Linked DNA regions of Homo sapiens: region 1 is linked to region 2. Evidence: read pairs that join two places in POLR2A ChIA-PET (ENCODE). Cell type or tissue: Panc1. All regions are shown on one strand. Links, peaks and the distances in the headings refer to the core of each region. The heading gives the core; the rest is flanking DNA.

Region 1 (12,596 bases), core at 4,556-9,555, 110 kb before region 2:
GCCTTCCAAAGTGCTGGGATTACAGGCCTGAGCCAGTGCAGCGGACCGGTAGTCTTATTAATTCTAGAGTAAACTCATGCATGATTTTGATCCTAGGTAAACACTGGTATGTAAACATTGATAATATTTCCCAGTAGTACACTGGTATCCTTTGCCCTCTAAAATGTCCCAGTTCAAAGTTAAAATCCTAATGAAAGCTACTCTGAACAAACGCTAAAAAGAGAATTCAAATCCTTGATGATGTCTGCTTTACCTGTTTGCCTTGAAATTTTATTTTAACCCAACAAGTTCAAACTCTCCCTAAAACATAACAAAAATCCCTAGTTCAGAATAATAATAGCTTGATTTGAAGGTATATTTTTTCTGCTTGTTTTATATACAAAACTGTGAGTAAATGATTTATTTCAAATATATTGCCATGTTTATTTAATGCTAGCAGCCTTCAGTGAAGACTCATGCATTTTTAGTGTTGGGAAGAATAGCTGTGTGCTGGGAGGGTCCTACCTCAGGGGATTTGGCATCTACATAGATGGTTGGACATTTTGCATCCAATGTGGCAAGTCTCTTCATGTTCTTTCTGGGAGAGCTTCTGCAAAGTGCTTTAGCCAAGGATTAGGTGAGAAACAGGCTTACACATGGATGCATAAGCCACATCACCAGTGGAGAATCACACTGCCAGACAGCTTACCTGCTATGAAAGGAATCTGGGAGACTCTGATACACTAGTCTCCACCAGAACTCACAGGCTAGGCTTCTCTACTGACTGGTTTAAAGTTGGCTGGGATAACCTCTTGCCTGTTTTCCCATAAACACAGAATCCTACATGGGGCAAGATTCTTCCCTCCAGTTCAATTTTTTTTTTAAGTTTTATTGTCTTTTTTCCTTTTTTTTTTTTTTTTTTTTTTGAGACTGGGTCTTGCTCTGTCACCTAGGCTGGAGTACAGTGGCACAATCATAGCTCACTGCAGCCTTGACCTCCCAGGCTCAAGTGATCTTCCCACCTCAGCCTCCCAAATAGCTGGGACCACAGGTGTTACGCCACAACACCCAGCTAATTTTTTAAATTTTTGTAGAGATGGGGTCTCACTATGTTGCCCAGGCTAGTCTCAAGCTCCTGAGCTCAAGCAATTCTCCTGCCTCAGCATACCAAAGTGTTAGGATTAAAGGTATGAGTCACCACGCCCAGCCTTAAGTTCAGTTTTCTTGTGCTAACATTCCTTGATCACTTAGTGCTAGGTTCTGCACTAAGAACTTTACACAAATCATTTTACTTAATCCTCATCACAGCCCTATGATGAAAATCAGACTCCCAGGGTTCACACACCAGCTCTGATGCTCATTAACTGAGAATCTACTTAGCCTCTCTGTGCCTCAGTTTCCCTATCTGTAGGGTGGAGACCCTAGTCGTATACCATATAGACACTGTGAGGATTAGAATGAGTTAATATGCACAAGCATAGCACTCTGCCTGTCACATAATAGACATTCAGTAAACATTGGTTAATACAGTCATCATTTTAGAGATGAGAATATAGATTCTTAATGATGTTAAATGGCTTTTCTCAAGGTTCACAGCTAGAAGTAGAGGAACTAAGATTTGGACTTCAGACTGTCTGACTCTAGAGACTTGCATTTATTCAACATGCTACGAAGCCTAAACCAGAATGCCCAGTCCCTTTTAAAACTGTCACATGGTGAATGGATGAAACTGGGGAACTCTGTGTTATTTATCTAGATATTTTGATTTGCTCACAGATAAGTTTCTACTTCTGAAGTATACTTATTATTCATTCTGTCCACACTTCTGCCCCAAGCAAGAATCTCAACATTCAGGATATGGTATTTCACACTAGTCCCCAGACACCCCTGATATATTTAAAAGCAAAATTCTGATGGTATATGGGCTTTTAACTTGGGGAACTATGGCCTTATCAGAAACGAATGTTAACAATGTTGAGGTGTATGACCCTTTTGAAGCAGGCTCTGGTCAGTAACCATGAGTACAAATACCTCAATTCTCACCTATTTGGCATTTGAAGCGTAATTCAGTTAACTGAGTTCACTTAACTCAGAAGTCAGCTCCACAAGGACGAGGTCCACCATAGCTAGCACAGTATCTGGCACATAGCAGGTGGTCAATAACTATTTGCTGAATGAATGAATGAATGAATGAAAACAAACCCTCTTGTATCTCTTTTGGAATTTTAAGAAATTATTAATATATAAGTGTCAGGAGCTGAGCCAACAACCTTCATCAGATATTTTCTTCTTCCATGTCTCATAAATTTGGCCATTGGAGTTAAACGGAAAACAGCTTGGAAGAGGGGGAAAGGCAGCTAAACAACACTGTCTTTTTTTTTTTTTTTTTTTGAGACGGAGTCTCGCTCTGTCGCCCAGGCTGGAGTGCAGTGGTGTGATCTCGGCTCACTGCAAGCTCCGACTCTCGGGCTCACGCCATTCTCCTGCCTCAGCCTCCCCTGTGGCTGGGACTACAGGCGTCCACCAGCACACCCAGCTAATTTTTTCTATTTTTAGTAGAGATGGGGTTTCACCGTGTTAGCCAGGATGGTCTCAATCTCCTGACCTTGTGATCCGCCCTCCTCGGCCTCCCAAAGTGCTGGGATTACAGGCATGAGCCACCGCGCCCGGCCAAACAACACTGTTTTAAAATATGTTAGAATTTAAGGCCGGGCACAGTGGCTCACACCTGTAATCCCAGCACTTTAGGAGGCAGACAGATCACTTGAGGTCAGGAGTTCGAGACCAGCCTGGCAAACATGGTGAAACCCCATCTCTACTAAAAATACAAAAATTAACCGGACATGATGGTACGCACCTGTAATACCAGCTACTCAGGAGGCTGAGGCAGATAAATCGCTTGAATCCTGGAGGTGGAGATTGCAGTGAGCCAAGATCATACCACTGCACTCCAGCCTGGATGACAGAGTGAGACTCCATCTAAAAAAAAAAAAAACAGTTAGAATTTAAAAATTAGTCCTGAAATTAAGTTATCATTCAGCATAGGAAAACTATTATACGTAGCAAGCAGAATCTAAGAGCTTCAAGGATGCGCTCTTCCACATCTCCTAGACCAGGGGTCAACAGAGCCGGAGAGTAAATACCTTAGGCTTTATGAGCCACACTGTCTGGGTCTCAACTATTTCGCTTTGCCATTGTAGTATAAAAGCAGCCACACATTATCTTTTCTTTTTTTTTTTTTTAAGGATAGGGTTGTGTTCCAATACAATTTTATTTATAGAAACAAACAGCAGGCCATATTTGGCCCACAGCCATAGCTTGCCAATGCTAATCTAAAGCACATATAATTACAATAAGTTAAGCATTTCATTACATCTTTGAGAGAAGGGTCATGTTAGCTGTACAGTTGTCTTTTTCAAAGTAACTTGAAAATCTTTTCCTTTTCGTTATTGTTGTTGTTGTTTTTGAGACAGGTTCTCACTCTGTTGCCTAGGCTGGAGTGCAGTGGCGCAGTCACAGCTCACTGCAGCCTCAACTTCCTGAGCTCAGGTGATCCTTCCACCTCAGCCTCCCAAATAGCTGGGACTACAGGCACACACCACCATGCCCGGCTAATTTTTGTACTTTTTGTAGAGATGGGGTTTTGCCATGTTGCCCAGGCTGGTCTCGTGCTCCTGAGCTTAAGCAATCTACCTGCCTCAGCCGCCCAAAGTGCCAGAATTACAGGCGTGAGCCACTGAGCCCAGCCTCATTTATCTTTTAATATATCTAAGTGTTTGGCATCTGAATTCATTGAGTAGAGTAGCACACCATATAATTTATTTAATATGGTATATTAAACATGATGATAAGGAGAATAAAACTTGTAGGCCATAAGATTTTCTTGAATGTGTTAACCTGAGTCAGTGTACCTTTTTTTTTTTTTTTTTTTTTTTTTTTTTTTTTTTGAGAAGGAGTTTCACTCTTGTTGCCCAGGCTAGAGTGCAATGGCGCCATCTCAGCACACCACAACTTCCGCCTCCCAGGTTCAAGGGATTCTCCTGCCTTAGCATCCTGAGTAGCTGAGATTACAGGCATGTGCCACCACGCCCAGCTAATTTTGTATTTTTATTAGAGATGGGGTTTCTCCATGTTGGTCAGGCTGGTCTCGAACTCCCAACCTCAGGTGATCCGCCCACCTTAGCCTCCCAAAGTGCTGGGATTACAGGTGTAAGCCACTGTGCCCAGCCCAGTGTATCATTTTTTAATGGCCTCTAATGAAATCCTAGTTTTATCAACTCTAATTTTTGTCTTTTTTGCATCTCTGAACCTTTTCTTTTTTTTAAAGGATTTTGTTTTTACTGTGGTATATTATACATAACATTTTACCATTTTTAAGTGTATGGTTCATTGGCAGGAAGTATATTCACACTGTTGTGCTGCCATCACCACCATCCATCTCCAGACCTTTATTATCCCTAATTAAGACACCCACACCCATGAAGCACTAATTCCCCACTCCTCCCTTTCTCCAGCCCATGGTAACCACTAGTCTACTTTCTGTCTATGAATTTGACTACTCTAGGTACCTTATATAAGTGGAATCATATAATATTTATCCCTTTGTGTCTGGCTTATTTCACTATTAGCATAATGTCTTCAAGGTTCTTCCATATTGTAGCACGTATCAGAATTTTATTCAAGGCTGAATAAGCCGGGCACGGTGGCTCACACGTGTAATCCCAGTATTTTGGGAGACCGAGGCGGGCAGAGCACCTGAGGTCAGGAGTTCAAGACCAGCCTGGCCAACATGGTGAAACCCCACCTGTACTAAAAATACAAAAATTAGCTGGGCGTGGTGGTGTGCGCCTGTAGTCCCAGTTACTTGGGAGGCTGAGGTGAATTGTTTGAACCTGAGAGGTGGAGGTTGCAGTGAGCAGAGACTGCACCACTGCACGCCAGCCTGGGTGACAGAGTGAGACTCTGTCTAAAAAAAAAGCAAAAGAAAAAAGGCTGAATAATACTGCATTGTATATGTATACCACGTTCTGTTTATCATAATCCATTGATCAACATTTGGGTTGCTTCCATCTTTTGGCAACTGTAAATACTGTTGCTGTGAACATCATTATACAAGTATCTATTTGAGTCTTTTGGGTATATACCTAGAAGTGGAATTGCTGGATCAAATGGTAATTCTATGTTTAATTTTTTGAGGAACCACCATACTGTTTTTTACAGCGGCTGTACCATTTTATATTCCTACCAGCACTGCATGAGGGTTTCAATTTCTCCACGTCCTTGCCAATGCTTATTTCCTGTTTTTTGTTGTTTTTATAATAACTATCCTAATGAGTGTGAAGTAGTATCTCATTGTGGTTCTCACTTGTTGGTATGCAATACTTGTAGTTGGTGTAAGAGACACAGCAAATTTGGATATTGCATTAATCAATGTCTGGCTGTAATTAGATATATATGCATGTATGTATGCATTGATTCGTCTCCTCCAAAATTACAACATGGTTTATAAGAACATGTGAACAATAAGATAAATAATACAAACAGCTCAATTCATGTCACTGGGAAAACTGAAAAAATAGAAGAAAACTAAAAAATGAAACTATAACCCAAATTAGATGAACATGAAAGTGTGTTGTAATGTCCCCTACAGTTACTAAAATTGGAGTGAAAAAAATCAATCGTGAACTTCCTAGAGGCCAAAGTAAAAATAAAAACAGGGTCGCTAACATGGTTTGTTTATTACAGAAGATGATAGCATAGGTGAAGAAAGGCTTTTCTTGGCTCATTGATGTAAGAAATAAGCTATCGCTATTTTAAAATATGTAGAGATAATTGTGTTACTGACACCAGCAGATTTCAGACTGAAAGCAAACAGGATTTTTTCTTATATTATTGGGGTTGGAATTGGCAATGACTCCGTAGCCTGACTACTGTAAGACTGTTTTTGTAGGTAGAATAGTAGTTTCAAAGCACAGTTAGGGTGACAGGAAGGCAACTCCACCTATCTCAGCAGAGAGATAAGTTCTATTCCCTTGGACTTTAGTCAGTTAATGTTGTATACAGTACAACAGGTAAGATCTTGAATTGTCTCCTATGTATTTATATATGTACCTGGCATTTCCTGCCTAGGTCACAGATTGTAACTACATGGGTGTTTATGCAAATAGTCCTCTTAAAAATATATCCTTATCTTCCATTTGGAAGAAGGGAAAGGTCTTCATGTTCAGATTTAATGTTGAAATTTCTTGGTTGGGTGTGGTGGCTCATGCCTGTAATCCTAGCACTTTGGGAGGCTGAGGCAGGAGGATTACTTGAGCCCAGGAGTTTGAGACTAGCTGGGGTAACATAGTGAGACTCTATCTCTATTTTAATTGGGATCTTTTTTTTTTTGGTTCCTTTTTTTGTGGAGAACGAGGTCTTTCTATATTGCCCAGGCAGGTTTCAAACTCCTGGGCTCAAGTAATCCTCCCACCTCTGCCTCCCTAAGAGCTGGGATTACAGGCACAAGCCACTCTGCCTGGCCCTCCATCTCTATTTTTAAAAAAAGAAAAAAAAATGTTTTTCAACTTGAAACTACAGAAACTAATTTTCCAAGTATACTACAAAAAAATTTCATGATAACTGGAGACGTCAAACCAGCTTCCAAGCACTTGAAGAGGAAAAAAATAATAAGAATAGAAGCCACGTGTAACAGATATTTTTAAAGAACTGAAGATGTTTATCTTAAGAATTACTCTAAAATTGAAAGAATTGGTCTAAGATTTTACTCAAAAGTTTGGATGAAATTAATAACTGACATTTCTTGAGCATTTATAATATTCTAGGCACCATTCAAAATGCTGTGTATGTATTAACTCACTCCTCTAAACTTAATGAGGTTAATACTATTATTATCATTCTGATTTTATAGGTAGGGAAACTGAGGTGAGGCATGGAGCAGCTAACACTAGCAAGTATTAGAGCTGAGATTCACAAACAAACATATGCAGTCTGGCTCCAGAAGCCACATACTTACCTGCTAAACTGTACTGCCGCTTGATATTAGAGCAAATTAACCACAAAAGGACTATTTTGGCCATCTGGCAAATAAATAGCTCAGATTTATTTTGTTTCATTATAGTTTTATTTTTTCCTTCAATGATCAAATTCATTTTTATTATCCTTGAAATTTCCCTTAATATTCTTGTATACATCTCCTAGTCCTAAATTTTAAAAAATGAATGATACTCCGGGTTCTAATTAATTGATGAAACCTTATATGGCCATTAAAAATGATGTTTTTACAAAGATTTTTAAGAATACAGAGGAATGCTTATAACATAAAGTAGCACCATGTAAATTAGGCGGAAGCCAGGCTTCCCCCTCCCACCTCCTCAAGAAAACATCTAGAAAACAGATGAGAAAGTTTCATTGTGCTATCATTGGGTAGGAAAATTAGGAATAATTTCTTATGTACTTTTCTTAACTTTCTATAAATTTAACTGAATACTTTTATAGTCCAAAAAATGAAATAGATTTCATTTTTTAAAAGGCGAATTGGAGCCTTTCATTACAGAAGTATAGTCTGCAGCTCATCGTAATAATCTTATTGCATAATTTAGAATCACTTCCACAGAGCCCTTGGCCATATAAGTGAAGGCGGCACAGTTCAGACCTGCACTGTGATACGTGGCTGTTTAATTAAAATTTAAAATCCAGCTCCTCAGTCACACTAGCCCCATTCCAAGTGCTCAGTAGCCACATGTGGCAAGTGACAGCTTTTCTAGCATCATAGAAAATTCGATTGCCCAGCATTGGTTTGGAAGAAAAAACAGGGAATCTGGAGCCAGAAAACTTGGAATCAAGTCTGCCTACAAGCTGACACTTGCTGTGTGAAATGGGGCAGTTTACTCAACCTAAGCCTATTTCCCCATGACCAAATTGGGACTGAGGATAATACCATGTACCATATACAGAGGTTAAGAAAATTAAGAGAATGCAGGTGACAGTTCTCTGAAAACAATAGTGTGGTTTACCAGGTAGATGCTGCTTCCCAGTCCCCCAGCTTGAAGTCAGTCTAGCTCTTCAAGGACTGATTCCAAATCTTTGAATGCTTCACACCAAGAATTTTACCTGAATGCCACCATCAAAATCAGATTAGCTCTTATTACAGTTCCTGGACCAAGCCCGTGGCAATGTGCACATTTCATTTCTTCCTTGTAAAAAGCTTTAATACACAGCTCTCTCTATACAATGACAGCTCCTAAAAGTTTTCTTTAATAATTTAAAATCTTCACTGTATTTCCATTCCTACAATTAAAAAGACTCCCTTAAAAAAGAAAAGAAGAAAGCTGTGTTCACCAAAGAAATACATGGAGTTTGTCAAATTCCATATAACAAGGAAATCAGGTGGAGTTAACGGTGCAGGAATGAAGCAAAAGAACGTGAGGTTTTTACCAAAAATGAGAGCAGCTTCGCAAAACTTCAAAGCTGTCGGGGTACTGATGAAATGGAAGTACTTGCTCATTCTGATTTTTTTTTTTCTCTCCTAACTCACTTCTGGTTTTTGCTGCAAGACAACTTGACTATTTTAGACAAATGTAGGGCTGCTGCATTTCCAGAACGCCTCCATCCTATTTCTCATTTAAACCACCTCCCCTTCCCCGTGGCCTATTAATGCATACTTGCAAGGCTGCGAAACACAACCCAAAAGAGGCAAGATCCAGCGGTTCCCCACTCACGCTTCTTTCTGCTTCCCCAGGTTTCCGCCAGCTGTGGATGCCTTTGACATTATGACCGCAGAGGATTCCACCGCAGCCATGAGCAGTGACTCGGCCGCCGGGTCCTCCGCCAAGGTGCCCGAGGGCGTGGCGGGCGCGCCCAACGAGGCAGCACTGCTGGCGCTGATGGAGCGCACGGGCTACAGCATGGTGCAAGAGAACGGGCAGCGCAAGTACGGCGGCCCACCGCCCGGCTGGGAGGGCCCGCACCCGCAGCGTGGCTGCGAGGTCTTCGTGGGCAAGATCCCGCGCGACGTGTACGAGGACGAGCTGGTGCCCGTGTTCGAGGCCGTGGGCCGCATCTACGAGCTGCGCCTCATGATGGACTTTGACGGCAAGAACCGCGGCTACGCCTTCGTCATGTACTGCCACAAGCACGAGGCCAAGCGCGCAGTGCGTGAGCTCAACAACTACGAGATCCGCCCGGGCCGCCTGCTCGGCGTGTGCTGCAGCGTGGACAACTGCCGCCTCTTCATCGGCGGGATCCCCAAGATGAAGAAGCGCGAGGAAATCCTGGAGGAGATTGCCAAGGTCACCGAGGGCGTGCTGGACGTGATCGTCTACGCCAGCGCGGCCGACAAGATGAAGAACCGCGGCTTCGCCTTCGTGGAGTACGAGAGCCACCGCGCGGCTGCCATGGCTCGCCGCAAGCTCATGCCTGGCCGCATCCAGCTGTGGGGCCACCAGATCGCCGTGGACTGGGCCGAACCTGAGATCGACGTGGACGAGGACGTGATGGAGACCGTGAAGATCCTCTACGTGCGCAACCTCATGATCGAGACCACCGAGGACACCATCAAGAAGAGCTTCGGCCAGTTCAACCCCGGCTGCGTGGAGCGCGTCAAGAAGATCCGCGACTACGCCTTCGTGCACTTCACCAGCCGCGAGGATGCCGTGCATGCCATGAACAACCTCAACGGCACTGAGCTGGAGGGCTCGTGCCTGGAGGTCACGCTGGCCAAGCCCGTGGACAAGGAGCAGTACTCGCGCTACCAGAAGGCAGCCAGGGGCGGCGGCGCGGCTGAGGCAGCGCAGCAGCCCAGCTACGTGTACTCCTGCGACCCCTACACACTGGCCTACTACGGCTACCCCTACAACGCGCTCATTGGGCCCAACAGGGACTACTTTGTGAAAGGTTAGTGGGGGCTCTTCTCCTGGGTGGGGCCCCCAAGAACGTTGCCTCCTAGGCAGGGGGCACCAGGGATACCGTGGCTGGCATTTGCTGAGCTGGTAGGTGCTGAAGGCCCTCCCACCCCCGTTTTGGGTTTGCATTCTGGGTCTAATTCTTTCCTGGCACCGAAGGCCGTCACTTATGCAGCACTGATAGAAATACAGATCGTTCTGGGGTGAGCGGTAAAATCACAGGAATATGCAAGTGCTGGAATTCTTCCTTGCCGAGGTCCACCGGGTTAGGGGCTAGTCCACCATTCTCTTGGTGCTTACGTTAAAACCTGCTTGTGATATTAAATCTTAAGATGTTGGTGGAGTCCGTGATTTTTAATTTTGTTTTTTGTTATCACTGATTAGGATATAATGACACCCAGCATAACCTGGAAAATAAGATACATAGGTTCTGGGTCCTGTTCTCTGATTAACTGGGTCTGTGACTTTAGTTAGTCACTTTAATCTCCCCTGGCCTGTTTTCTCAAGCATGAAATGAGGAAGGTGGACCAGCAAATCCCCTTCCAAAGCTAACTTTAAAAAAAATTATTTAATAGTATATATATATGTATTATATATATATATATGTATTTTATATATATATATGTATTTTATATATATATATATGTATTTTATATATATATATATATATATTTTTTTTTTTTTTTTTTGAGACAGGGTCTCACCATGCTCCCCAGGCTGGTCTTGAACCCCTGGGCTCAAGCCATCCTCTCGCCTCAGCCTCCCAAAGTGCTGGGATTACAGGCATAAGACACCACACCTGGCCACAGTTTTTTTTTTGGCGGGGGGGAGGGGGTGGTGGGTAGTCTATGAATGTTTTTCTTTACTGAAATTGCAGATACAATCCTAGAAACTCACCCTGCAAGTTTGCCTCTTGTACTAAGAAGACATGCTTAGGATGCAAATCTAGGCTGAAATAGAATGTTGGAAGCATCTTTACCAGCCTATTAAAGAGCAAAGGTGTAGCCACCTGCAATTAAGACTGGGGCAGTTAAATGCCGAGAACCGAGGGCTGAGGTCTGCCTCCAGCACCGTCACTGTTGGTTGCTGATCATCTTTTGTGTTGTTATTACAAGCAGGCAGCATAAGAGGCCGAGGGCGAGGTGCAGCTGGCAACAGAGCCCCAGGGCCTAGGGGTTCCTACCTCGGGGGATATTCTGCTGGTCGTGGTATATATAGCCGATATCATGAAGGGAAAGGAAAGCAGCAAGAAAAAGGATATGAACTGGTGCCGAATTTGGAAATCCCTACCGTCAACCCAGTTGCCATTAAACCTGGTACAGGTCAGTATGAAGCAGATTGAGAATGCTCCCATTCAGCATAAACCCCAGCCCTTCTGTTTGAAGTGAATCCAAGCGTTTTTCAGGCTCTCACATCTGCACAGGGGTTCCTCTTCTCCTAGGCAGCTAGAGACAAGGCAAAAATAAAGTGACCCCCTGGACCTCCTTATCTAGAACTTCAGGGGATGGTGTAGCTTTGACTATGTTCAAATCAAACTTGCCTGAGTAAGGTTTTTTTTTGTTTGTTTGTTTGTTTGTTTTTTTTTTTTTTTGAGACAGAGTCTCGCTCTGTCGCCCAGGCTGGAGTGCAGTGGCATGATCTTGGCTCACTGCAAGCTCTGCCTCCTGGGTGCACACCATTCTCCTATCTCAGCCTCCAGAATAGCTGGGACTACAGGTGCCCACCACCATGCCCGGCTAATTTTTTTTTTTTTTTTTTTTGTATTTTTAGTAGAGATGGGGTTTCACCGTGTTAGCCAGGATGGTCTCGATCTCCTGACCTTATGATCCACCCGTCTCGGCCTCCCAAAGTGCTGGGATTAGAGGAGTGAGCCACTGCGCCTGGCCATGCAGTAAGGTTTTCAAAGGGCTGTCACCCATTGTTAGGTTTTGTCTCAGTCTGTGGCTAAGTAAGGAGAGTTGTAGGGGGAAGAAAGGAAGAACATGAGGCTCTCTGTATCTTCTATCAGGTAAAACCTGTCTTTTCCTTACTCAGGCCTATTTCTGCCCCGACCATCTGAAGTCGGAGGGTAGAGCTTATTGCCCCATTCTGAGAGTTGTTTGGAAGGGCAGAAAATTCCCCTTCAGGAGTAAGCAGCACCTTTTGTCCCTTGTCATGGTCTGAGCAAATAAGAATGCTTGAGGACAAGGCAGTGGTGAAAGTTTTGTTGTTGTTTGAGATGGAGTCTTGCTGTGTCACCCGGGCTGGAGTGCAGTGGCATGATCTCGGCACACTGCAACCTCCACCTCCCGGGTTAAGCGATTCTCCTGCCTCAACCTCCCGAGTAGCTGGAACTACAGGCGCGCACCACCATGCCTGGCTAATTTTTGTATATTTAGTAGAGATGGGGTTTCACCACATTGCCCAGGCTGTTCTCGAACTCCTGACCTCAAGTGAGCCACCCGCCTGAGCCTCCCAAAGTGCTGGGATTACAGGCATGAGCCACTGCACCTGGCCTTTGCTGAAAATTTTTGCAGCTAATTCCCTGGTTTCTCATTTCCAGCACTCATTTCCTCCTCTAGTTGGATCAGTAGATTGGGAGTAGGGATGCTCAAGTATTTCAAGCCAGGGACCCTGAACTTAGCCTTCACCTCCAGGCCCTACAAACCTGTTTATTAATGTCATTAGTGCCCATGACCATCTAATGTGAGGCCGGTCTTCTGATCCGAACCTGCA
Region 2 (12,596 bases), core at 1,789-6,788:
GTGTGCCTTTAGGAGGCTTGGGAATGCACTTCCTTTCAGCCAAGGGCAGGTGGGACTTCGATCTGCCCCACAGGAAGGTGGGTAAAGGATGCTGACTCTCCACCAAGAACCATGCCAGAGACCCTCAACCTCCCCAGGAGGCTGGGCTCTTCACAGAGGAGTGCTGTCCTAGGCACTCAGAGCCATGACGCATGCTAACCAATGCTTCACAACTCACTGAAATGGCAGGAGATACCTCAATGGGATGCCATCCCCAAGGACCTATTTCACTTCTACTTTCTAAATTTGCTGGATTTATCCTAGATATGTGTCTTGAAAAACAAACAAACAAAACAAACAAACAAAAAAACCCCCTCAAAGCTCCTTTAAAAGACAGCTACATGAATTCCTTCACCTTGCACCAGAGTTTAGGATAAGATTGGTAGTTAGGACGCAAAGTCATGCCAAAAGGGCTGCCCATGGCACCACTCTCCAAACATTTTAGGGTTTACTTCTGTCTTTGTTTTCTATTTCTTCTTCTTTTTTTTTTTTTTTTGAGATTGAGTCTTGCTCTGTTGCCCAGGCTGGAATGCAGTGGCGTGATCTCAGCTCACTGCAACCTCCACGTCCTGGGTTCAAGCAATTCTGTGCCTCAGCCTCCCAAGTAGCTGGTATTACAGGCACCTGCCATCACGCCCGGCTTTTTTTTTTTTTTTTTTTTTTTTTTTTTTGTATTTTTAGTAGAGATGGGGTTTCACCATCTTGGCCAGGCTGGTCTTGAACTCCTGACCTCGTGATTCACCTGCCTCAGCCTTCCAAAGTGCTGGGATTACAGGTGAGTCACCATGCCCAGCCACTTCGTATTCTTGATCAAAAGCAGTATAATGTAGAGTTTAAGAGCACAGACCCTGGAGTTGAACTGCTTGGATTCAAGTCCAACCCCACCACTTACTAGCTGTGTAAGCTCAGCCAGATTATTCGACCTCAGTTTCTTCATCTATAAAATGGGGACAATTATAAATAGTGCCTACCTCTTGGGGTTGTTTTGAGGACTGAATCAGTTAATGCATGTGGAACCCTAAAAATAGTGCTTGACCATAAAATTGCTGGATAAATGATCATTAAAGGGGAAAATGACATGCTAAGCATGTCATTTGTAGCTCAATGCCACTATTTGTTTATTTATATATTTATTTATTTAATTTATTTATTTTTCCTCCCCTCTTCCTCTCCCCCTTCCATCTCTCTCCCTCACCCAATCTCTCTCCCAACTTCTTGACAGACCTGGTTAGAGGATAATTGTTTTATGTGACAAGCAATTTGTACTGTGGGTGGAAGAATATCAGTCCTACTATTTTCTTGTTGTCCTTTTTTATTGTGATGTTAATATTATTGTCAGTCCACCGTGGATTTATTTATTTACTTACTTATTTCTGCAGTAGTCTTTTTAATCCTCTTATCCATTTTGTGAGAGTTACACAATCTAACTCCGTCACAGAGATTGGCAAACTCTCTGCAAAGAGCTAGATAGTAAATATTTTCATCTTGGCAGGCCATATGGTCTCTGTACCAACTACTCTTCTCTGCCATTGTACTATGAAAGCAGCCTATAGCAAAATGAATGTGTGGCTATGTTCCAATAAAACTTTATTTACGAAAATAGGTGGCAGGGCATAGTTTGTTGACCCCTGACATAGATAAACAGATCCATAAATCCACTTTGCTCATGAAAATTGCAATAGGAAACAGCGTTCCAGATGAAGAAGGGGCAAAGCCTGCAGGGAAAAGAGCTTGACATGCGCAGACGCATGGCAGGGCCAGGGCTGACTCCCACTGCAGCTCAGCCAGTGAGACTCAAACTGCCTTCCAGCGGAGGCTCTGGGCATGGAAGAACCCTTTCTAATAAGGAATCAGAAATGTAAGAGAACTGGAAAGAGTAGGAAGCAACCCTGTTGGATGTCTGGAGGCTGGGCAAGCCTCCTCACTTCCACAGGGTGACCGTGATAGTGTCGTGGATGAGGAATTAGAGTTTCCAGATATAGGTGATGGTGGGAACTGTGGCTACAGCCAGGCCAGGGGCTGGCAGGGTGAGCAGCAGGGGAATGGGTCAGAAGTTCAAGTGAGTCTCTCTGGGGTCCCCATGAATAAGGACAGGACTGGAGGGCAGAACTCTGGCAGTTTCACTGAGAAGTACAGAGTCCCAGAACACAGTTTTGTTTCTAGATTGCTAGAAATCCTAGCAACTCCCTTCCCCAGCTGTACTCAAATCCATTGGCCTGGGGAAGTGCAGGTTAGATCAGAACAAAAGCGATTCAGGAAGGGGAGGAAGGAGGACCTCTGGGCCAACAGGAACGTCGGACCGGAGCTCATTATGGTGTGGGCACCTGAAGGTGATCACACTGGGCATGGAGCCGATTCTCCTTTTGTGACTGCATGTGCCTGTGTCTCACTCTTGTCCCACTGTACTCTGGCTCTGTCAGTGGTGTGTAGTGGACTGGAAAACTCTTCTGAGTGAAACCCAGCGGGACAATCTCTCTTGGTGCTTCTGGGCATCGTGAAGGAAATGAACTTTCCTAACCTAACTTCAAACAGATCCAACTCCTGCGCATCATCCTCGCTTCTTCTCTCTCAAACCCCATGTATTAGTCTACTTGGACTCCCACAACAAAATACCATAGACCAGGTGAATTAAAAACAGAAATTTATTTTCTCACAGTCCTGCCTCCGTGCCTAAGGACCAGCTCATCCAAGAATCAGCTGGAAGTCCAGACCAAGGTGTGGGCAGGGCTGGTTTCCCCCAAGGCCTTTCTTCTTGGCTTGCAGATGGCTGTCTTCTCTTTGTGTCCTTACAGGGTCTCCTCTGTGCATGTCTGGGTCCTAATCTCTTCTTCTCAGATCCCCATGAATAAGGACAGGCCTGGAGGGCAGGGCTCTGGCAATTTCCCTAAGAGATACAGAGTCCCAGAGTTCTGTTTGGTTTCTAGGTTGTGACCCTATTCCCCGATTGTACCGAAACCCGTTGTCTCCTCAGATGAAATTAGTCCCGCCCCAGTGACCTCACTTAACCTTAATTACCTCTTTAAAGACCATATCTCCAAATATGGTCACATTCTTCAGTACTGGGGGTTAGGATTTCAGCGTGTGAATTCTGTAGGATGCAATTCAACCTGGAACACCCCACATCCAATCTGTGAATGAATCCCAGCAGTTCCACCTTCACAACATATCGGGAACCCAGCCGCCTCTCCCCACCTTCCCTATTGTCTTCCTGGTCTAAGCCATTGCTGACTGCCATCTGCACCAACCACACTTGCCTCCTAGCAGCCAACGGTGCCCCTGAATTCCCTTCTCCAGGTAAGAGCCAGACGGTCATTTTATTTCATTTCATCTATTTTTTATTTCTATTTTTATTTTTTTAATTTAATTTTTTTTTTTTGAGACGGAGTCTCACTCTGTCACCCAGGCTGGAGTGCAGTGGCACAATCTCAGCTCACTGCCTCCCAGGTTCAAGCAATTCTCCTGCCTCAGCCTCCCAAGTAGCTGGGATTACAGGTGCCTGCCACCATGCCTGGCTAATTTTTGTATTTTTAGTAGAGACAGGGTTTCACCATGTTGGCCAAGCTGGTCACAAACTCCTGAGCTCCAGCGATCCACCTGCCTCAGAGTCCCAAAGTGCTGGGATTACAGGCATGAGCCACCATGACCAGCCTATTTTTAAATAATTTATAAGATGGGGGTCTCACTGTGTTGCCCAGGTTGGGGTGCAGCAGCTATTCACTGCACTCCCTCATTATCATTGTGCACTGTGGCCTCCAATTCCTGGGCTCAAGAGATCCTCCCATCTCAGCCTCCCAGATAGCTGGGACTACAAGTACATGCCACCAAGCCCAGCCAGGTGGTCATCTTAAAACACAAATCTGATCATGTCACCCCTCTGCCCAGTGGATTCTCTCCAGTGGATTCTCACCTTATTTGGAATAAAAGCCAAAATCCTTACTGGCAACTACAAGGCCGTACGTGATGTCTCCCCCGACTTTCCTTCTCCAACACTCTCCCCCTCGCTCATGTAGCTCCAGCCGTGCTGGCCTCCTTGCATTCCACATGCACACTGCGCCCCTCCTTCTGTTCCCTCTGCCTGGAGCACCATTAGCATATCCTCCTGACTCCCCTTCTTCTTCCTCCTGGGTTCTGCCTAGTGCCTCCTTATCAGAAGCCCTTCCCTGATGATGTTACGTAGAGTAACATCCCAGCCCTCTCTCCATCTCTGGGATCCACCCTTCCTCGCACTTAGGACCAGCTGACCTGCATGTATGCATTGCACTTGGTAGTTATCGTCTGTCTCCCTACTAAAATTAAGTTCCACAAAAGTGGGGGCTTTGTCATGTTCTGTGCTATTCTCCCAGATACAGAGAGGATATTAGAGGATATTTGTTGATGCATAAATGAGTAATATCTAGAATGAGAAATCTAAGGAATTAAGAAGTAAGGGAAAGGCCAGCTTTCAGACAAAGAATGGTGGGTATATTTCCTATGATTCATAAGCTTACCTGATTTTTTTAGCACTCATGGCCAGGATGTTATTTACAGCCTTACATTGTCAGTCTACTGCTGTGTTATATTTTAACCTATGTCAAAGCAAAATTCCTTGAGAACATGGACCATAATTTTTCCCTTATACATAGTCCTAGCTCAAGGGAAACAACCACCAAATCCAGTTAGCAGCATCTGCCAAGGATGCAGGGGGAGGGTGTGGAGGCATCTCCCCATGTCTCTGCTGACCTAATGCAACAGAAAGGACCTAAGGACACAGGAGGAGTCCTATGGCCCCAGTTCAAGTCCTAGGACCACCACTTACTAGTCATGTTAGTAGTAATTATTTCTCAGAGTCTCATTTTCTCATTTGTATAAAGGAAGATTATAATATTTTACCCAAAAGGGTTATTGTGAGGATTCAAGAGAAAGCAGATAAAGTACCAAGCACACACCTGGCACAAAGCAAGACTCTCAGTGAATGCCACTATGATTCCCCTTGCCAAACCACACAGGCTACGGTAGTCAGAAAGCACCCACTGGTAAAAAGAAACTCATAAAGTTGCCAACAGAAGAGCCAAGTTCATGAAGAGACATGAGTGGGTGATAAGAGACATGCAGTTTTCTGGGTCAGGAGAGCAGCTGATATATGATCCAGGGTATCCAGTATGTCCAAGTGAGTGATCTGGGGACTGTAGCGGGCTCTGATGTCTGTGCTTTGTCAGAGGGTGCATACTATTTTCCCTGAAATCCCCTGAGGGAATATATTTGAAAGCTATAAAACTGTACAGTGTGGTATAGGGTGAGTATCTCCTGGCTTCCTCCTGTTTCTGGGGTCTTTCTTTGCTGCACAGAGGAGACCTCATCCATGGGAGATTTCTGTCCTCAATGGTAGCCCACTTGCTCCTTGGGACTTCTCAGACATTTTCCTTTGTTCTTGAGTTTCCGACCCCTTCTCATCCCAGGAGGTTCTCACCCCACTGGCTCTGCTTCCTCTTCTCATAGCAGACCCTGCAGTCACAATTGTGCAATATTTCCCTGCTCGTTGCAAACACTGTCTCTCTGCTAACATTGTAAGAGTTAGGCAAATGACAAGCATGGGAAAAAGCAGAAGGGGCACACTCTGCTCTTCTGTTAACAGTAGCACGCTACTTCAAGGATGCTAATCATAGAGAAGGGGAGCTGGGAGATTCGGAGACAACACTGTGCAAACCCAGCTGATACCCTTCCCAGGCTATTCTGAGAGCTACCAGCCCCCAACCTCTCCCACAGCTTCTGCCCCCTTAGAAGCAGCATGGCCCCATGGCCCCAAGACCTCACTCATCTCCCGCTCCCCCATCCTCTGCCCTGTTCTGGAAAGTGGGCACTAAAGGGACATGTTAAAACTGAAAAGAGGCAAGGAGGTGCTTTCTCCCAGTCAGCAACGCGCTGCTCCATCTCCCACCCCACCTGCCCACCTGCCCTCAGTGTCTCTTCGGCTAGGCCTACTTAGCCGAGAGCAGCCCCGTGGGTATGAATGGCCTAGGTGCCTGCTTCTGGAAGCATGTTTGGAAGGAAGCAGGGAGGGTACTGAAAGGTAAAGCAGGAGAACTGGAAGATTTTATTCCCAAGTGTTTTCCTCAAAGACACTTTTTAACTTTCTCCGTTTCTTCTTCTCACTTACCTCACCATTGCCATTGACATAGGCTCTGTACACCAAGGAGCTGAACGAGAGGAATCCAGGAGAGCCACAGAAAGGACAAGGGGAACCAGTGCAGGGGGATGGACGCACATCCGCTGACCACGTAAAAGCCAGGCCAGAAGCTAGGCTCTTAGCCTAGCTAAGGCTAGGTTTTCTCAGTGCCTTTCTGAGCCATATTGGAGCCTGAAAAAAAAAAAGAGAGAGAGAATATTGGCAATACTAATCCTGTTTTTTTTTGTTGTTGTTGTTATTGGTTTTTTGTTTGTTTGTTTGTTTGACAGAATTTCTCTCTGTCGCCCAGGCTGGAGTGCAATGGCATGATCTCAGCTCACTGCAACCTCCACCTCCAGGGTTCAAGCAATTCTCCTCCTTTAGCCTCCCAAGTAGCTGGGACTACAAGCATGCATCACCACACCCAGCTAATTTTTACATTTTTAGTAGAGATGGGGTTTCACCATGTTGGCCAGGCTGGTCTCGAACTCCTGACCCCAGGCGATCCACCTGCCTCAGCCTCCCAAAGTGCTGGGATTACAGGCATGAGCCACCATGCCCAGCCACTAATCCTGTTTTTAAACTTTGGTATTTTTATTTATAATGAAATATTTTGCATTAATTTTGATGTTTAGAAATATTGTATTAAGGCCAAGCATGGTGGCTTATGCTTGTAATCCCAACACTTTGAGAGGTCGAGGTGGGAGGATCACTTGAGGCCAGGACTTCAAGACCAGCCTGGGCAATAAAATGAGACCCCCATCTCTACCAAAAAAAGAAAAGAAAAGTTCTTTTAAATTAGCCAGGCATGGTGATGCGTACCTGCAGTCCCTCCTACATGGGGGAGGCTGAGGCAGGAGGATCACTTGAGCCCAGGAGTTTAAAGCTGTAGTAAGCTATGATCACACAACTGCACTCTGGTCTGGGTGACAGATAGAGATCCTGTCTCAAAAAAATTTATCTATATTCATTACTAATATTTTTGGCTCCCCCTTAAATGTGCACTGGAAGCAAGTGCCTCTCCTGCCTCACTCTGGTCCTGGCCCTGATGAGATTCAGCCCAGCTGATGGAACTGGTCAATTCACCTGGTTGATGATTTTTTTCAGAAAGAAAGAGTGAAAGCTCTAAAAATAATCTTTAAAAATCAAAGTCTATTTTTTTAAATGTGCAATTCTACTAAAATAATTAAGAAAGGAGTGAAATTCTCAGCCACAAAAAGAAACCAAATTTAGACACAATTCAAATCCTTTATCTTCTGACAAAGCCAAGGTACTTCACCTTCTCAGCCACCAGGTGTCTCTGTAAACTCCCTGCAGGCCTCTGCACAGGGCACTGCAGATAACGTCATATGTGAAATCTGCTGTTTTTAACCAGCTCTAAAGAGACAGCACATACAAAGAAAAAAAAAACAGCTTGAAATATAACAGCTTCAAATACCAAATTTACAGTGATCCGTCCATTTATCCAGGATTTCTGGCTAATAGCCAAGTGCTTATGATAATCAAATCTATTAACAGATTTAAGCTAAGAAATAGATTATTAGAGTCAAGTTGTCCTAATCAATACACTTTCTAGAATGTTCCTGCTTTATTGTTTTCTCGTATCTTATCTGGATTAATTTCTAACGGAGTATAATTCTGCAAGATCAAAATAGAGTATTCCAGGAACTAACTCTTCCCCTGGTTTGGAGGACTGGATTTTACCCAATTCTTTAGGGTAGAGAATTTTTTGTTGTTTTTGTTTTTGTTGAGGCAGAGTCTCACTCTGTCGCCCAGGCTGGAGTGCAGTGGCACGCTCTCGGCTCACTGCAACCTCCACCTCCCGGGTTCAAGCGATTCTACTGCTTCAGCCTCCCGAGTAGCCAGGACTGCAGGCGCGCAACACCACGCCAGGCTAATTTTTTTTATTTTTTGTATTTTTAGTAGAGACAAGGTTTTACCATGTTGGCCAGGCTGGTTTTGAACTCCTGACCTCAAGTGATCCGTCCGCCTTGGCCTCCGAAAGTGCTGGGATTACAGGTGTGAGCCACCGTGCCCAGTCCTGGGTAGGGAATTTTGAAAACAATATTTAAACCTTTTGTTTATGTTTAAAAAAAATCAGTGCATGAAGTGCTATGGGAGGCCCAGAAAACAAAGTAGTGGGAAGGTTGTACTATTCTTTCAAAGTAAGTTTACCTCGGCTTGTTGTCATCCTTTCCCTTCACATCCTCACCTCACCCCTCAGAAGAAAATGTAACACTTCAGTGAACAGACCATTTCCTCTGAATTTAACATTTTTGTGAGTTAATTCTGCAAATAAGCACTTCGTTCAACACCGTGGGGGACCATCGATCCTTCTTCCAAAGGTCCGGGAAAATGACTCTTGGGAGAGACCTCTGTGATGAGACTCCATGAGCTTCTCTAGCCCGTCTAAGATAGCATTTGTTCTTCATTTTAAAATTGCTACTCATAACAATCCCAATAGGAACATGGCTAATGTTCACAGTGAGGTGCTCACTACTTATTTTAGTACAGTCATTTCTCTGGGTTTCCACGGCAGGAAAACTCCAGCTTTTCTCTTAACTTCCTACGCAATTCCTCCTCATCTGCTTCTTCCCTCAATGTTGGATTTCTCAGGATTCAGTCCCAAGCCTTCTTCTCTTGGTCAAGGTAGAAGAAAATCTTAGCAGTTATAATGAAACCTCAAACTATAAGAAAAGAGGGAGTAATAGTGGGTTCCATGATGCCAAATTAGTTGCATGTCCTGAAGAGGATTGCCAGCCACAGGCTCCATCCCTCATATCTAGGTAGCTGCATCCTTTCTATGAGTCATCTGGGCTTTAAATGGCCATCAGATCACAGGAGGTTTCGTTCAAATGCAGATTCTGAGTCAGGAGGCCTGACTGAGGCTGAGATTCTGCATCCCACGTGATATAGATGCTGCTGGCCCATGGACCACACATTGAGTAGCAAGGTTTAGATGATCATATAATTATAATGAGATATTGATAAAACATACCTAAATTATCAATCACACCAACAGATCAAATCAATATATAATAATGGCTGAACTGGGATAGGGAAGCTGATTTTGAAAAATTTAAAGAATATATGCTTCTGGTTTCCAAAACTCAAAATCTATTCGAAGAGAAAAGGGACCTAAAAGTTCCATGAAATCAGAAACAAGATTCTGTTTTTTCAAAGGGCCCAACCTAAAGATTGATTGTGGCAGGGCGCGATGGCTCACGCCTGTAATCCGAGCACTTTGGGAGGCCGAGGCGGGCGGATCACCTGAGGTCAGGAGTTCAAGACCAGCCTCAACATGGAGAAACCCTGTCTCTACTAAAAATACAAAATTAACCAGGCGTGGTGGTGCATGCCCGTAATCCCAGCTACTCAGGAGGCTGAGGCAGGAGAATTGCTTGAACCCGGGAGGCAGAGGCTGCAGTGAGCCGAGATTGCCCCACTGCACTCCAGCCTGGGCAACAGAGCAAGATTCTGTCTGAAAAAAAAAAAAAAAGCAATGTTATGTCATAATTTCTGTAATCTTTGTGATAACTAGTATGTTTTGCCAGTTTTTAAAGGCTTTTAAGGTATTTAAGATCCAATGGATTTGTGTTGTAATTTTAATCAAGCAAAAAACCAAAAAAACGAACTTAATTTAGGCATGCAATTAACACTTAAATGTTTGGGAAAAAATATTTTCTTAAAAGCATAAGTTTTACTTTATTAGTTATAAATATACTACACACATAGAGAAATGCTGACTGTTGACTAAAAGAATGCTAATTGCTTCACAAATTTATGAGAAGGTCTTGCCGACCTTGTAGTATATCAAACGTGTCAAGTTCCTGCCAACGCAAGATTTCTGCAGTTCCTTTCTCCTAGAATGTGCTTCTCCAACCTTTGCTTGCCTATTTGTGTGTCTGTGTGCTTAATGACTCTTTTATCTTGGATTGTGAATTCTGTGACCATGGAAACAGTTTACCATGGTAATCTTTATACCTCTGCAAAGGTTGCTGGTATTATCCCATTTACAGAAGGCAGGCTTGGAGAGTTTTAAGTAGCATGTCCAAGTTGCAGTGCTGGGATAGAACCGAGGTCTTTCTTACTTGTGAGTCCATGAACATTATTGTGACACTGAGTTCAATAAACAGTGATCACTGATTGAATGCTGCTCAGGTCATCTGCTGTGTTCTGCAAACGCAAAGTCACAGAATTATGGGACCTCCCAGAGCTCTCCTTGAAAAGAACATTTGGGGCAAAACTTTAAACACTACTCCCTTGAAGAGCCAATCATAGAAAACACAATGAAAATATACATCTGTCATTTAGGCCTTAATATAAATTATGCCCCTTGCTCTTTACAAAAATCCATGGACTGATAAGAAAATGAAGGCTGTGCAAAGTGATATTTCCTAGCTTTTTGCATGGAAAGGCAGCATAGCATAGTTAGGAGTAGTGAAGAGTCCCTGAAAGGATTCTGGGTTCAGGCTGTCTGGGTTCAAATCATCGAATTGCCACGTTTTAGCTGGTGGCCTGGGGAAAGTTGTTTAAACTCTCTGTGTTCAGTTTACTCATCTCTAAAGGGGGCAGAACAAAGACTCTGTCATGAGGTTGTTCTGAGGATTGAATGAGGTGATACACATAAAAAGCTTACAACACTGACGACATCTCTAAAAGTAGAGAGCAAACATTTGCTTCATGTCTGATACTCTGTGACAGACGCTCAACTCATACTTGAACCCAGGACATTAGACTTGCATTTCTTTTCCACCGGATCAGACTATACTTCACCATCCATTTTGGCTAGAATGTGCTAACATTTTTGCCCTGCAGGCACGAGCTGCCCTCTGCGTAGCTCTCTTCCTCGTTTCCATGGCTGCATTTCTTTTTCCTGCGTAATTGAAAACCCCAACTGCAGAGGCAGGTTTATTTATAGCTGAAAAATTAGTGTTATTTAGCTTGAGCTTTTCTGCAACCATCAGTCCATTACTGTAAGAGCATCCACATTTACATTGCAACATCCTTCTGTTTTCCCAGTGCCCTGTAATTCTTAATTAGCTACTCAAAACAATGTTTATTGAATGTCTATAGAGAGAGAAACCTGATCCAGCCTTTTTACATCCAAAACCAGTATCTACCCAAAGCTCAGACTCTCACATACCAACCACTTCCTGGACAGCTCTGCTTGGAGATTCCATAGCATTTCAGATGTGGTCAAGTGGAACTCACTATCTTCCCCTGGCCTGCCATGGGTTCCTGGTTTTGATGAAGAAAGTCACCATTTCCCAGTCCCCCATGCCAGATACTGGGAGTTGTCCCAGATTCCCCTCACATACTACTACATCCCATCTGCTACCAGGCTCCATCAATCCTGTCTGCTAAGCCCACGCCATCCCTCTTATCACCCCAAACCCCTACAAGGTAGTATTTCCTGGACTATTGAAAACCATCTTGGGGCTGTTCCTTCTTCCTTCAGTCTCCTTTTCCTCTAGTCCCCACTCACACTGCTGTTACTTCAATGTTTTGGACTCTGACCATGTTACACTCCCCTGCCTGTATGAAATCCTCCCATGTCCCCCATCACCCACAGGATGAAGGCCCTGCTCTAAATCATGGCATAGGAGACCCTTCAAACTCTCTGTCCTGCCTTCCTCACCAGGTGCATCGCCTGCCATCCCACATAGCTTTTTTTCTCTTTTCTTTTCTTTTTTTCCCCTCTATTTATTTATTTATTTATTTATTTAAGACGGAGTCTGGCTCTGTCGCCCAAGCTGGCGTACAGTGGCACGATCTCGGCTCACTGCAACCTCCACTTCCCGGGTTCAAGTGATTCTCCTGCCTCATCCTCCTGAGTAGCTGGGATTACAGGCATGCATCACCACACCTGGCTAATTTTTGTATTTTCAGTAGAGACGGGGTTTCCCTATGTTGGCCAGGCTAGTCTCAAACTCCTGACCTCAGGTGATCTGCCCACCTAGGCCTCCCAAAGTGCTGGGATTACAGGCATGAGCCACCGCACCCGGCCCCACATAGCTCTAATAGCAAGGTGATTTGCTGCACTCTCTCGGGCCTCCATGCTGTTTCCATGTTGTCCCTCAGCCTGGAATAGTTGTCCCCTCCATGCCCAACCAGTGAACAGCTTCTCTTTCAAGTCTCATCTTGAAAATCACCTAATCGAGAAAGCCCTTTCCAACCTCCCAGGCAGAATTCCGTGCTTCCTCTCCTATGTTCTTGTGGTTTCTGGTACATACTTCTATCACAGTGCCCATCCCGTTACTCAACTGTTTACCTATTGTCTCCCCGGCCAGACTGAGCATCTCTCAGATGCTCCATTTGTCTTGGTATCCCCAGTATTTGATATACAAGAGGTGTCCAATAAATGCTCATGAAATACATGATTGTAGTGGTGAGAGCCAGGCCTGACAGAGAT

The links. ChIA-PET counts read pairs that join two places held together with the same protein. Peaks named below come from ENCODE experiments on the same cell type or tissue, not always from the same donor. Only the 100,000 strongest peaks of a DNase experiment are listed, where the experiment ranks them.
Region 1: POLR2A ChIA-PET joins it to region 2 with 6 read pairs; 4 of 35 experiments call an interaction of 5 or more read pairs at or near these places.

What each region holds. Positions count from the first base shown.
Region 1 is chr4:40,435,048-40,447,643 of GRCh38, reverse strand. RBM47 (RNA binding motif protein 47) reads left to right here. Exons shown (of 7, transcript NM_001098634.2): 4 at 8,720-9,873; 5 at 10,997-11,203. The coding sequence starts at 8,751. Among named protein-coding and RNA genes, the nearest start is that of RBM47-AS1, 15 kb to the right of the region's middle. In Panc1, for the core only: no CTCF peak of the experiment used is centred there; no DNase peak of the experiment used is centred there.
Region 2 is chr4:40,320,487-40,333,082 of GRCh38, reverse strand. LINC02265 (long intergenic non-protein coding RNA 2265) reads right to left here. Exons shown (of 4, transcript NR_121641.1): 3 at 6,173-6,373; 4 at 2,664-2,923. Among named protein-coding and RNA genes, the nearest start is that of CHRNA9, 8.5 kb to the left of the region's middle. RefSeq lists an enhancer at 7,570-7,619. In Panc1, for the core only: no CTCF peak of the experiment used is centred there; no DNase peak of the experiment used is centred there; H3K27ac peaks cover 1,533 bases.